3 separate regions of the Homo sapiens genome follow, and regions 1 and 2 are each linked to region 3. A link is a contact called in ENCODE Hi-C or POLR2A ChIA-PET data. All regions are on one chromosome and are shown on one strand. The core of a region is the stretch at or near the end of the contact, and the rest is flanking DNA. Distances in the headings are between cores, read along the strand shown.

The links. A loop is a pair of places that touch in the nucleus more often than their neighbours do. ChIA-PET counts read pairs that join two places held with the same protein, here RNA polymerase II (POLR2A). Pooled maps may share reads with other maps.
Region 1: a loop to region 3 is called in a pooled map, with 26 times the contacts of the local background. The contact joins the promoter of PARP3 here to the promoter of TMEM115 in region 3. A Hi-C loop is called at or near these places in 4 of 37 single-sample maps with no recorded cell type and 17 of 50 pooled maps. POLR2A ChIA-PET finds 5 or more read pairs at or near these places in 3 of 52 experiments (Caco-2, MCF 10A and PC-3).
Region 2: a loop to region 3 is called in a map of naive thymus-derived CD4-positive, alpha-beta T cell, with 6 times the contacts of the local background. The contact joins the promoter of IMPDH2 here to the promoter of TMEM115 in region 3. A Hi-C loop is called at or near these places in 2 of 168 maps with a recorded cell type or tissue (CD8-positive, alpha-beta T cell and naive thymus-derived CD4-positive, alpha-beta T cell) and 6 of 50 pooled maps.

Annotation. Positions count from the first base shown.
Region 1 is chr3:51,941,113-51,943,812 of GRCh38, reverse strand. PARP3 (poly(ADP-ribose) polymerase family member 3) reads right to left here and starts at 1,450. Exons shown (of 11, transcript NM_001003931.4): 1 at 1,105-1,450; 2 at 275-459. The coding sequence starts at 457. RRP9 (ribosomal RNA processing 9, U3 small nucleolar RNA binding protein) reads left to right here and starts at 1,909. Exons shown (of 15, transcript NM_004704.5): 1 at 1,909-2,032; 2 at 2,322-2,404. The coding sequence starts at 1,946. RefSeq lists enhancers at 1,445-1,774, 1,899-2,547.
Region 2 is chr3:49,026,073-49,030,948 of GRCh38, reverse strand. It overlaps IMPDH2 (inosine monophosphate dehydrogenase 2), which reads left to right and starts at 1,551. Exons shown (of 14, transcript NM_000884.3): 1 at 1,551-1,696; 2 at 2,143-2,191; 3 at 2,417-2,518; 4 at 2,627-2,701; 5 at 3,033-3,239; 6 at 3,902-3,989; 7 at 4,063-4,262; 8 at 4,340-4,430; 9 at 4,530-4,625. The coding sequence starts at 1,599. It overlaps QRICH1 (glutamine rich 1), which reads left to right. Exons shown (of 10, transcript NM_198880.3): 10 at 305-1,242. The coding sequence ends at 497. RefSeq lists enhancers at 1,551-1,760, 1,214-1,815, 1,816-2,418.
Region 3 is chr3:50,358,063-50,362,538 of GRCh38, reverse strand. TMEM115 (transmembrane protein 115) reads left to right here and starts at 3,018. Exons shown (of 2, transcript NM_007024.5): 1 at 3,018-4,326. The coding sequence starts at 3,476. It overlaps LOC127898564 (CYB561D2-LOC101928965), which reads right to left. Exons shown (of 5, transcript NR_183066.1): 3 at 3,863-4,421. RefSeq lists enhancers at 2,799-3,098, 2,825-3,715.

The sequences.
Region 1 (2,700 bases), core at 201-2,700, 1.6 Mb before region 3:
ACATGGGCAAGCGCCCAGGAGACTGATGTAGTCACAGCCTTTCCCTAAGTGCGGTGGGAGGAGGCCTGCATGGGGTCTGAAGGGCAGATGTGACCCGCCTGGACCTGACGGGACACAGCCCTGATGTCTGGGGTCAGGAGAACATGGCCTTGCTCTGGCGCTTACCTGGGGGCCTTGGGCTCCAAAACCAGAACAGAGTCCTAAGGGGGTGGCCTGGGTGTGTTTGTGCTTATCAGTGGGCAGGCTCTGGGCCTGACTGGGGACTGCAGCTCACCTGGGTCCCGGGGTTGCTGCTGAGTGGACATGTTGGATCCACGCGGATTATGCGCTTCTCTGCGGGTATGGCCTTGAGGGCCTCAGCGGTGGAGCGGAAGGGGTCCTCCTCCCTTCCTGCCTGCCGGCCCTTCTTCTTCTCAGGGCCCTCAGTCTGTACCCAGGGCTTCGGCTTTGGAGCCATGGCTGTCCTGGGGCACAGAGAGGCCCTTAGGCCTCCATGGTCTCCTCATCCCCAACGACCCACTCTCAGTCCCCACCCCTGCCCTGGGCCAGCACAGCACCAACTTGCCCCACCCCGGGTTGGCCCTTCGGTGGCCTCCCACTGCATCCTGTGTCCACTCTGACGGCATTCCCAGCCCCAGACCACACCCAGCTCTTTGTCACTCAGAAACACCCCTTTCCCCAGTCCCAAGTGCAAGGTTAGGACTCTGTCCAGTCTGCCCACTCTGGTCAACAGGGTCTGCCTGGCTCCCTACCCTCTGCAGCTCACCTGTGTGTCCTGAGGGGTAGGGAAAGTGAAAGGAGGCTCTCTCTCTTCCACTTCGGGGCTCCTCCCCCTGTGTCAGCTAGTTCAGCCCTGGCATGGTTGCCGGGCCGAGTCACCGAGCTATGGGGGAGGGTGGGCAGAGGATCCTGGGGGCAGGATTCTTGGGGCCAGATTATCCTCCCGGAGCTTAGAACCCAGAGCTGTAGAAGCCCTTCCCAATGGACTCAAGAGTTCTGAGGAGCCAGAACTCCGGATCAGTGGCCTTGAACTGATAGAGGGCAAAGGCCAGTCCCACCAGGCCTTGCCCTGCCCTGCCGTGGGCAGGACCATAGGACACTCACCCAAGAAAAGCAGGGACATGGGAGAGGTCCTGGCTGCCACCCGGCCTGGTTGTGTGCGCCTCCCAGGGCAGTCCCAGGTCTAGCAACTCTCCATGAGCCTCAGGCGTGAATTAGGGAGAGAATTCCCAACAATCGCCAGAGGCCGGGGATGAGCTTGTGTGGGGGATTAGACATCGGCTATTTGGCCACCAGTGGGGTGAAGCAGAGGCTGGGGCAGGCCGAGTCAGGCGACCAGTCCCACGGACGGGTGGACACTCGATCTGGCATATCCAAGGCCGGGGCAGTCGCGTCCGTAGCGCTGCTCATGTGGCCGGGGCCTGCAGCACGCATCTGCCGGTCGCGCGGTGACCTTGGGCCCGGATACAGACGCAGCCTCCCTCTCCCCGGGGCTGCTTGGATCCCCGTTGGGTCTAGCGCCGGGCTGCCCATGGAGGGGAGGAGTCACGTTCCAGAACGCGAAAGGGCGCCGCGTCTCTGGCGCCCCCCAGCGGCCAAGGGGCGCAAACACAGAGAAGGCTCTTGCTCCGACTTCGAAGTGGGCCAGCAGCAGAGCGCAAGCGCCACAGCATCAGGCCGGAAGCGCCGTGGAGATGCGGGCTTCCTACTCGAGCCTGGTGCGGGAGCCTAGGAACTTCAGGAGGCGGGGCTACAAGCGTGCATCCTATGGGTGCCTGGGGGCGTGGCAGAGCCTGCAGAAGGACCCAATGGAGCAGTAGGAGGCGGGGCCCGGCGGGCGGTGGAAGCCTATCAATACGCGGGGTCTTGCCAGGCGGCTGGGGAGCTGGGAGGGTTCAGCTGCCACGTGAGTTCTGCGGCCGCTGCTACACGCCTGGTGGGCAGCATGTCGGCAACAGCGGCTGCTCGTAAGCGGGGAAAGCCGGCCTCTGGGGCCGGGGCTGGCGCGGGGGCCGGCAAGCGGCGGCGAAAGGTGAGCATGGCGCTTCTGAGGGCCGCGGTCAGCCCTGCTACTGGGACAACCGTCATCCCATCCAGGGGACCTGGGTCCCGGCCCTTCCCCAGCCCTTCGCCCTGGACCCCTGCTGGAGTCAGCTTCGTCCCTCTCTCCGCGGGCCAAATCCTAGAAAGCCGTTCGCTTAACCCGGGAACCACCGCCTTCCCCATTCCTGGGGTTCTGAGGGAACCGAGGGGGGGGGGCCCTTGGTCAATGCCAGGGTGGTCTGGACCCCTGACCAAAGAAAAGACCGTATAATTCCCAGGCCGACTCTGCGGGGGACAGGGGCAAATCCAAGGGTGGCGGCAAGATGAATGAGGAGATCTCCAGCGACTCTGAGAGCGAGAGGTGAGCTATTCTTTTCCACATAGTGGGAGGGAAAACTGAGTCCCATGGTGCACGGAAGACTGAGTGAGTCCGAACAGAACTGAGCCTAGAATCCAAGACTCTGTCCCTTGGCTCTGAGATCGTGGCTGTTTCCTTTAGTTTCTGGTCCTGCAAAGTCTTGTTTCTGCGAGGTCTCTGGGTGGGAAGGACCCTGGGCCCCAATCCGAGGCCATTGAGACCTCCTTAGGTTTTGGCAGGGACTGGACTGATTGAGAAATTGCAGGAAAACAGAACAAAGCTGTCAAGTATTTCTTGCA
Region 2 (4,876 bases), core at 302-2,801, 1.3 Mb after region 3:
TTCAAGTAGGATAAGGATAGACTCACATGAGTCCATGAGAGCCCTAGGCTGGTGCAGTCAGTGATGGATCACAGCTGGTTTGTGGGAAGGAGGGGCAGAGGGGAAGTAACCCAACATTTGGGGGATTTGCAGTAGTCCCAAAGGAGGACCAGGATGTAGTGTGTGGTGGCTGCATGGAATTCAGTAGCTGTGCCACAATAACTTGGGGCCTTACTGTTTGCAGACAGCATCTGTCTGGGAAGTTCAGGGTGGGAGGGTTGAAGTTATATTGGTGGTACCCAACTTTTATCCGCATATTCTTCAGCCCCCAGAGTGTGAAAGGCCGGAATGACACCTTTTACCTGACACCTGAGCCAGTGGTGGCCCCCAACAGCCCAATCTGGTACTCAGTCCAGCCTATCAGCAGAGAGCAGATGGGACAAATGCTGACGCGGATCCTGGTGATAAGAGAAATTCAGGAGGCCATCGCAGTGGCCAATGCAAGCACTATGCACTGAGATGCCTTGGCCATGGCACAAGAGAAACCAGCCAGGAAAAACCAGACAGACTTTCACACTAAAGAAGAGGCCTCCATTTTTTTTTTTCTTTTTTTTATTGGTGTAGTTACGAAGCCTTTCAGGCTGCTTCTGTTTAAAATATAAAAGAAAACTTTGCCCCCTTTGCATCTTCATAAACCTGCTGCGGCAGACTCCTCAGCCGATGGTGGCTCTGGGTTTCCTTGAGTGTCATATGTCCTAGAAAGTTGCTGGCTGACTCTTTTTTGTCTGGGGCCTGGGGAAAGGGCTTGGACTGTGAAAAGAAATGTGGCCCCTTTCCATCTTCAAGAGAGATGGAATTAATGATGGATGGACCCTGGAGGGAATCTCCCCAGCCGACTTCCACTGGGCTGACAGACTTTGCTGACCACAGGGGAACGATGTTCTTTTCTTTCTTCATGATCAGACATAAACTTAGCATCTTAATGGAAGAAAAATGAGGGGAACTTCAATTATGATTTATTAAAGACAATTTCTATTACACCCTCCTTTATGACAAGTGACATTTTAGATGTAAAAGTAAAAACTTTACCATGCCTTTTTTTTTTTTGTTGGCCTAACATTGAGGCCTTAAAACCTGAGGCTCCTGTGCCTGATGGAATTCTTGTAACATACACTTGTGTATCATATAAAGATACCACTCTGTTTCTCTTATGTATTCTTACTCTAGTTGTTTATTAAGAATGACAAGCACGTCTTTTCAACATGTTAGTGAACAACGTCTCTTTATTTTGGGGAGGAGCCCGGCGGGACAGTAGAAGTAAACCCTTGCCTGTTAATTGAACTGGCCGAGGTCCTGCGGGGAGTGTGGGGTGGGACGTGAAGTGGCAGCTCCTCAGTGACAAGGCCACTATGTGCTATACGCATGCGCTGTTTCTTCAGCGCCAGCTCCGCCCCCGCCGCAGCGAGGCGGGTAGGTTCCGCCCGCGCGCACTACGCCCTGACGTCAGCGTCGCGCGCAGCGCAGTGACGAAATCGGCTGGTTTATATTGGCGCGGCCCAGACGGCAGAGGTCTCTGCGGCGCGGTCCTCGGAGACACGCGGCGGTGTCCTGTGTTGGCCATGGCCGACTACCTGATTAGTGGGGGCACGTCCTACGTGCCAGACGACGGACTCACAGCACAGCAGCTCTTCAACTGCGGAGACGGCCTCACCTACAAGTGCGGGCCTATGGGGCTCACCTGGGCGAAGAGAGGGGCGGCACCCTGGGGAAAAGGCCAGATGGGGGCTTCCGAGAGCCGCCTTGGGCGTGGGCGTGGGGGACAGGTTTCGGGAATTGGCCACCCACCTCCGGGGCTCACTTTGAGACATCTGGAGCGGTGCTTGGGGTACGGAGAAGCATCTCAGTAGTGCTTGGAATCTCAGGCCGGAGATTCCATGCTCCAGACACATGGAATTGTCAGGGTGCCAGGAGCACTGATGACAGCTCGGTGGCAGAAAAGGTCCCCTGTACCCATTTCCACCTTGTGCTGTGCCTGTGACACACAGACTCTGTCAGTGCCACTCTCTGCTCACATGCGTTACGGGTTGATTGGTACATGGGGATGGAGTCTCATGCTGCCCTAAGCTGAGAGCTTTACTCCCAATTCACTCCCTTCCCTCGCAGTGACTTTCTCATTCTCCCTGGGTACATCGACTTCACTGCAGACCAGGTGGTGAGTATGATCAGGAATTGGGTCCTGAACATCAAGGTGAGCTAAGGTGCTACTATCACCTGGTCTCTGGGCTAACTCACCAGATTGGGCTTGGGGGTGGATTTTATAGGATCATGTTGCTTGTTAGCATGCAGGTCATACAAAAGTGCCTTTTTGTGGGGGACTCAGTAACACCTTGAGGTGTAAGGGATGCTTTCCCACACTGGTTGACGTTTGTCTCCTCAGGACCTGACTTCTGCTCTGACCAAGAAAATCACTCTTAAGACCCCACTGGTTTCCTCTCCCATGGACACAGTCACAGAGGCTGGGATGGCCATAGCAATGGCGGTGAGCCCCATGGGGTGTGGGGGAAGGAGCAAGGACTCCATCGCCTTTCCCCAAAGGCATTCAGTCCTGCTTCTTGTCACTTAGTAGTAGTCTCTTTTTATCCTGTAGCTTACAGGCGGTATTGGCTTCATCCACCACAACTGTACACCTGAATTCCAGGCCAATGAAGTTCGGAAAGTGAAGGTCAGAAGGGCAACGATCATTAGCAAGCGCTCCTGGGAATTGCACTGAGGTGGGGTGGGGTGGGAGTAGGGGTTTATTCTAATTTAGTATTCTTTCTTCCCACCATGGGGTTCAGTTACTGAGAAGACCCTGAGATTCTGTTTCTTAAAGCAGCAGCAATAGACCAGGTGTACAGTGCCTCCAGCCTACCCATGTCTCTAAGATGTGTTGGTGTGATTTGGTCTTGTGGCACTGCCAAAGGGATCGATAAGCAGAGACCCCATGCTTCAGATCAAGAGCCTGATGAAAGTAGTTCAAAGATGCGATGCCCTTTCTCACCATCCCTTTCCAGAAATATGAACAGGGATTCATCACAGACCCTGTGGTCCTCAGCCCCAAGGATCGCGTGCGGGATGTTTTTGAGGCCAAGGCCCGGCATGGTTTCTGCGGTATCCCAATCACAGACACAGGCCGGATGGGGAGCCGCTTGGTGGGCATCATCTCCTCCAGGGACATTGATTTTCTCAAAGAGGAGGAACATGACTGTTTCTTGGAAGAGGTGGGTGCCACTGGCAGAGTAGATCCAAGCTCTAGCAGCCCAGGTTGAAGACAAGGGGCTTCTGTTGTCTAAGACATCTCTGATAGCCTCTTCTCTCTGGGAAAGGAGTGTCAAACCAAGTTTCTGACTCCTTTATTGGGTTCCTGCATCCTTTCCCCACCAGAGGCTTTCAAACTGCCCAAATGCTTGCTAGTATTCATGCTTTGTTCTTTTAAACCCCTAAGGTAGGGGCAGTGCTTGAGGTCTGCCCTGATTTTCTTGCCATTGTTCCTGTGTTGTCCTCCTTATTCCATAGTGTAAGAGGGTGCTCCCTGTGCCATGTTGTCCTTTCTACTCATCCCTCACTCAATACCATACTGCTAAGAATTATTGGGATCCCTTGAGGAAGGGTGTTTTGGGTGTGAATGTATGAACGTGGTGGTCCATAGAACTTCACCCCTGTAATCTCAGTACTTTGGGAGACTGAGGCAGGCAAATCATGAGGTTAGGAGTTTGAGACCAGCCTGGCCAACATGGTGAAACCCCGTCTCTACTAAAAATACAAAAAATTAGTTGGGTGTGGTGGCGCGTGCCTCTGAGCTCAGCTACTTGGGAAGGAAAGAAAAGAGTTAACTGGTCATAGTCGATGACTGGCCCTTCTTCACATCTCACCTCCCACGTAGATAATGACAAAGAGGGAAGACTTGGTGGTAGCCCCTGCAGGCATCACACTGAAGGAGGCAAATGAAATTCTGCAGCGCAGCAAGAAGGGTAAGTCCTAGAGCTGGGAAAGGGCCTGGAACTAATGCCTAGGGTCCTGATTCATGTCCTGCCCTGACCACAGGAAAGTTGCCCATTGTAAATGAAGATGATGAGCTTGTGGCCATCATTGCCCGGACAGACCTGAAGAAGAATCGGGACTACCCACTAGCCTCCAAAGATGCCAAGAAACAGCTGCTGTGTGGGGCAGCCATTGGCACTCATGAGGATGACAAGTATAGGCTGGACTTGCTCGCCCAGGCTGGTGTGGATGTAGTGGTTTTGGTGAGCTGCTACACAGGTGGGTTGGGGCAATAGGGGCAGCTGCCACATCACAGTCTGAGACTTACTTCTTGTCCTAGGACTCTTCCCAGGGAAATTCCATCTTCCAGATCAATATGATCAAGTACATCAAAGACAAATACCCTAATCTCCAAGTCATTGGAGGCAATGGTAAGGCAAGATTGTGCCCTGAAGGATGTGTGGTGGGAGTGGGTAAGCTGGGCTCCCACCTTAACCTTCACATGAGCATTTTCCTTTCCTTCACCATAGTGGTCACTGCTGCCCAGGCCAAGAACCTCATTGATGCAGGTGTGGATGCCCTGCGGGTGGGCATGGGAAGTGGCTCCATCTGCATTACGCAGGAAGGTAAGAATATACTTTGATAGGGCCCACAGAGACCCCAGTTTCAGGCCCCACATACCTTGGAACCAAGCACTCTTATGGGGACAATAGAGCCCTCCAATAGGGGCAACCCTGGGGCCAAATTGGCCTCTTGGATGGGTGACATGGCTGGAAGCAAGACAAGGTCTTGTCATCCATCACCTGCCACTCCCTTGCCTAGCCTGGCCTTCTTGCTCCTGCTCTGCACCTTCTCTAAACTCTGGTCTGTTTGTTTT
Region 3 (4,476 bases), core at 1,769-4,268:
GTAATCTAGCATTTTGGGAGGCCGAGGCGGGCAGATCACTTGAGGTCAGGAGTTTGAGACCAGCCTGGCCAACATGGTGAAACCCCGTCTCTACTAAAAATACAAAAAAATTAGCCAGGCATGGTGGCATGCGCCTGTAATCCCAGCTACTTAGGAGGCTGAGGCAGGATAATTGCTTGACCCCAGGAGACGGAGGTTGCAGTGAGCCAAGATTGCGCCACCGCACCCCAGCCTGGATGACCGAGCGAGACTCTTGTCTCAGAAAAAAAAAAAATACAAGCAAAACAAACACCCTCCCAGAGCCTGAAAGCCAGGACCCTGGAGGGAAGAAGACAGATCAGAGATGCTGGTTTAGTGGGGAGGTGGATCTGGCAGTCTGGTCAGACCACCAGGGCCTGACAGGGCCTCTGCCGGGAGCTATGAGTGAGCACCTGGCCAGTGTCCCTACGGCCCAGGAAGCCCTGACCACAAGTGCAGCAACGGCTCCCTCCTGGCCCACAGGAGCTTGAGGCCGCAGCTGCTTAAACTGGAGCCATAGGCCAAACTTCATTTTTGTGAATCCTCTCAAGCTTAGGCCCTAGTTCATTTTCACCCTAGAAGGTGTGACCTTTGCGATCTTCTCATGTGGAGAGAATTATAACCTGTAACCACCAGAGCACAGGTGTCCCTGCCTTCCCACCACAGTCCTCTCTCTCCTCCCAACACTCTGCTCTCTGCGCACTGACCTGGCTGAGTCCTCGCCACAGTCTCTGGGGTGGGTACTAGTGTATCCCCATACCACAGATGAGCAAACTAAGAGGAGAAAGCCTTTCCCCCCAGGTGAGAAGGCTAAAAACCAGCAAAGATTTTAGAGAAGAGGTGGCCACCAAGGGTTGGGGAGCTTGGATGCTAAATAGATGAAGGGGCTTCGAGGCCTCAGCCAAGATGGAGACTTTTTCTGTCTCCTCTGCAGGGTTCGGCTGCAGAGCAATGCCTAATCCACAACCCCCAAGACAGCTCCCATGGCCTGCAAGAGACCGTGCAATCTTGGATAGGGTTGTAAGATAAAATACAGAACACCCTATTTTGAATTTCAGATCATGAACGAGTTTTTAGTATGGAAGTGTTTCAACTATTGTGTGGGACATACCTATACTGAAAAACTGGGGGCTGGGCACAGTGGCTAACGCCTGTAATCCCAACACTTTGGGAGGCTGATGCAGGAGGATCGCTTGAGCTCACGAGTTCGAGATCAGCCTGGGTAGGATGGCCACCCCGCCCCTGCCCATGTCTCTACAAAATAAAAAAATTTTAAAAATTAGCTGGGCACAGTAGTGTGTGCCTGTAGTCGCAGCTAATCAGGAGGCTGAGGCTGGAGGATCCCTTCAGCCCAGGAGTTAGAGGTGGCAGTGAGCTATGATTGTGCCACTGCACTCCAGCCTTGGACAAAGCTAGACCCTGTCTCAAAAAAAAAAAAAAAAAAAAAAGGGGGCAGGGGGACATGATTATACTCGAAGATTACTCATTGTTTATCTGGAATTCAAATTTGACTGAGCATCCTTATTTTGATTTGCTAAAACTGGCAACCTTACCCAGATGTGGCAACCAGTGGGAACCCAGACCCCAGAAAAAAAGCATCAGCACCCTTTTTAACCTGTAGGCCATGCACACATCAGCACACACTGAAATCAGTGGCTGAAAGGAAGGGATCCTGTGTTTTATAAAAGCACTTTGTCATAGAATTATTTTAATTATATGGACAGCTTTTTGTTTTGTTTTGAGACAAAGTTTCGCTCTTGTTGCCCAGGCTGTAGTGCAATGGCATGATCTTGGCTCACCGCAACCTCCGCCTCCCGGGTTCAAGCGATTCTCCTGCCTCAGCATCCCGAGTAGATGGGATTACAGGCATGTGCCACCACACCTGGCTAATTTTGTATTTTTAGTAGAGATGAGGTTTATCCATGTTGGTCAGGCTGGTCTCAAACTCCCGACCTCAGGTGATCTGCCCGCCTCAGCCTCCCAAAGTGCTGGGATTACAGGCGTGAGCCACCGTGCCCAGCCTATATGTACAGTTTTTTAAAAGTAACTCCATATACAAAAAAAAAAAAAAGACACAGAACACAACCTGTCAGAAGTCACTGTGGCGTGAAGTGGGACCAGAACAGGCCTAGCCCAGGCTTGTGGAGAGACCTGGCTTGTAGAGAGACCTCTCATCCTCCGCAGTTATCAGAAGTCCCTGGTGGGGAGGAGGGTCACTGAGGGCTGCCCAGCCTCGTCCCTATGCGGGAGGGAGCCCTAGGTTCGTGCTCCAGGTCCACCTCACTTGGAAAAAGGGCAACGTGAAATAACAAACAAAAAACTTTTCCAAGTGGGAGAAAACAAACAAAAAAAGGCAACATGTGCAGCACTCGCTGAGCACCCAGGGTGGACTGGCATTTTACACCCCTTTCCCCTTTGATTATTAGGACAGGAAGATCATGTCATCAGCTACATTTTATGGCCCATGAAACTGAGTTTCAAAAAGGTTCAGGAACTTAACCAACCAATGCCACACAGCCTCCGAGGCAGAGCAAGGGTTCCAGCCTGGGTCAGGTCCCATTCACCAGACCACGGAGGTTCTGTTTCTCACACAGTGACACCTACCCACACGCCAGCCAACAAGGACACACTCGCTCAGAGGTACACGCACAAATAGAGCTACTCTTCCTAGGGAATTCAGCAAGTGTGGGGGCTAGAGCTGTGTTGCTTCCCGAACCCTCACCGCCGCTTTCAGGGGTTAGAGATGCTAATTCATCCCTTCCCACCTCCTGAGAACCGACGGAAACGGTCCCTGAGAACTACAACTCCCAGCACACCCCGCGCTCACCACAACGGGACCGGTCCGTGCTCATGGCCTCCTGGGACTTGTAGTTCTAGCCAGAACCCTGTTCAACTCTTCCCCGGCTGCAACCAAGGACTCCGTATCCCAGCATGCAGAGGAGCCGGAAGACAGGCGCTTAGAGGACAGCCCGCTGCCGCCGGGGACGCGCAGGCGCAGCACCCCTGTTTGTCGGCCCCCCGAGAGAAGAGGTACGGTCGAAGCCAGGAGCCAGGCCGAGCGGGAGCTGACCAGGCTTGACTCGGGTACAGAACGAGGCACCAGTCCCCTTGCGAACCGAAGGGCCTCGCAGTGGATGGAGGAGGCCCAGCCCTGAGGTCAACGCCAACCAGGCTAGCCTGGCACGGGGCCTACAGGGTGGGTAGGCGGGCGTGCCGCAGCCGTCCAGGGCCTTCCCTCAGGTCCCGGGCGAGGGGCCTACGCTGCGGCCCGGCAACAAGGCCCGACTCGGCCCCTCGGGACCAGAGCCCCACCCGATCGGAAGCGGATCCTTTACCAGGGCCATAGGCCAGTGACTAGGCCGGGCCTGGGCCTCCCATCGGGGCCGGACTAGGACGAGGCCCCGGGGAGGCCCCTGGCCTACCAGACCCTTTTCTCAGGCCGACAGCCGCCAGGAAGATGCAACGTGCCCTGCCAGGCGCCCGCCAGCACTTGGGGGCCATTCTGGCCAGCGCCAGCGTGGTGGTGAAGGCTCTGTGTGCGGCGGTACTATTCCTCTACCTGCTCTCCTTCGCCGTGGACACAGGCTGCCTGGCGGTCACCCCGGGCTACCTCTTTCCTCCCAACTTCTGGATCTGGACCCTGGCCACCCATGGGCTGATGGAGCAGCATGTGTGGGACGTGGCCATCAGCCTGACAACGGTGGTGGTGGCCGGGCGTTTGCTGGAGCCCCTCTGGGGGGCCTTGGAGCTGCTCATCTTCTTCTCAGTGGTGAATGTGTCTGTAGGGCTGCTGGGGGCCTTCGCCTACCTCCTCACCTACATGGCTTCCTTCAACCTGGTCTACCTGTTCACTGTCCGTATCCACGGCGCCTTGGGCTTCCTAGGTGGCGTCCTGGTGGCACTCAAGCAAACCATGGGGGACTGTGTGGTCCTGCGAGTGCCCCAGGTGCGCGTCAGTGTGATGCCCATGCTGCTGCTGGCGCTGCTGCTCCTGCTGCGGCTCGCCACGCTGCTCCAGAGCCCGGCGCTGGCTTCCTATGGCTTCGGGCTGCTCTCCAGTTGGGTATATCTTCGCTTCTACCAGCGCCATAGCCGGGGCCGAGGGGACATGGCTGACCACTTTGCTTTCGCCACTTTCTTCCCTGAGATCCTGCAGCCTGTGGTGGGTTTGCTGGCGAACTTGGTGCACAGCCTCCTGGTGAAGGTAAAGATATGCCAGAAGACGGTGAAGCGCTACGATGTGGGTGCCCCATCCTCCATCACCATCAGCCTGCCAGGCACAGACCCTCAAGACGCCGAGCGGAGAAGGTACTGTGAAATTTTCCAAAATCTTGTCAAGCTAGGAGCATACTGGTCGAGTCACATGCCATCTGTTGAGGTGTTCGCTGTACATAGGTGGAGACCTACAGTCAGGTATTGGGGCACATCCGGAAAGACAAAATCAGTCTTTGGCCTTAA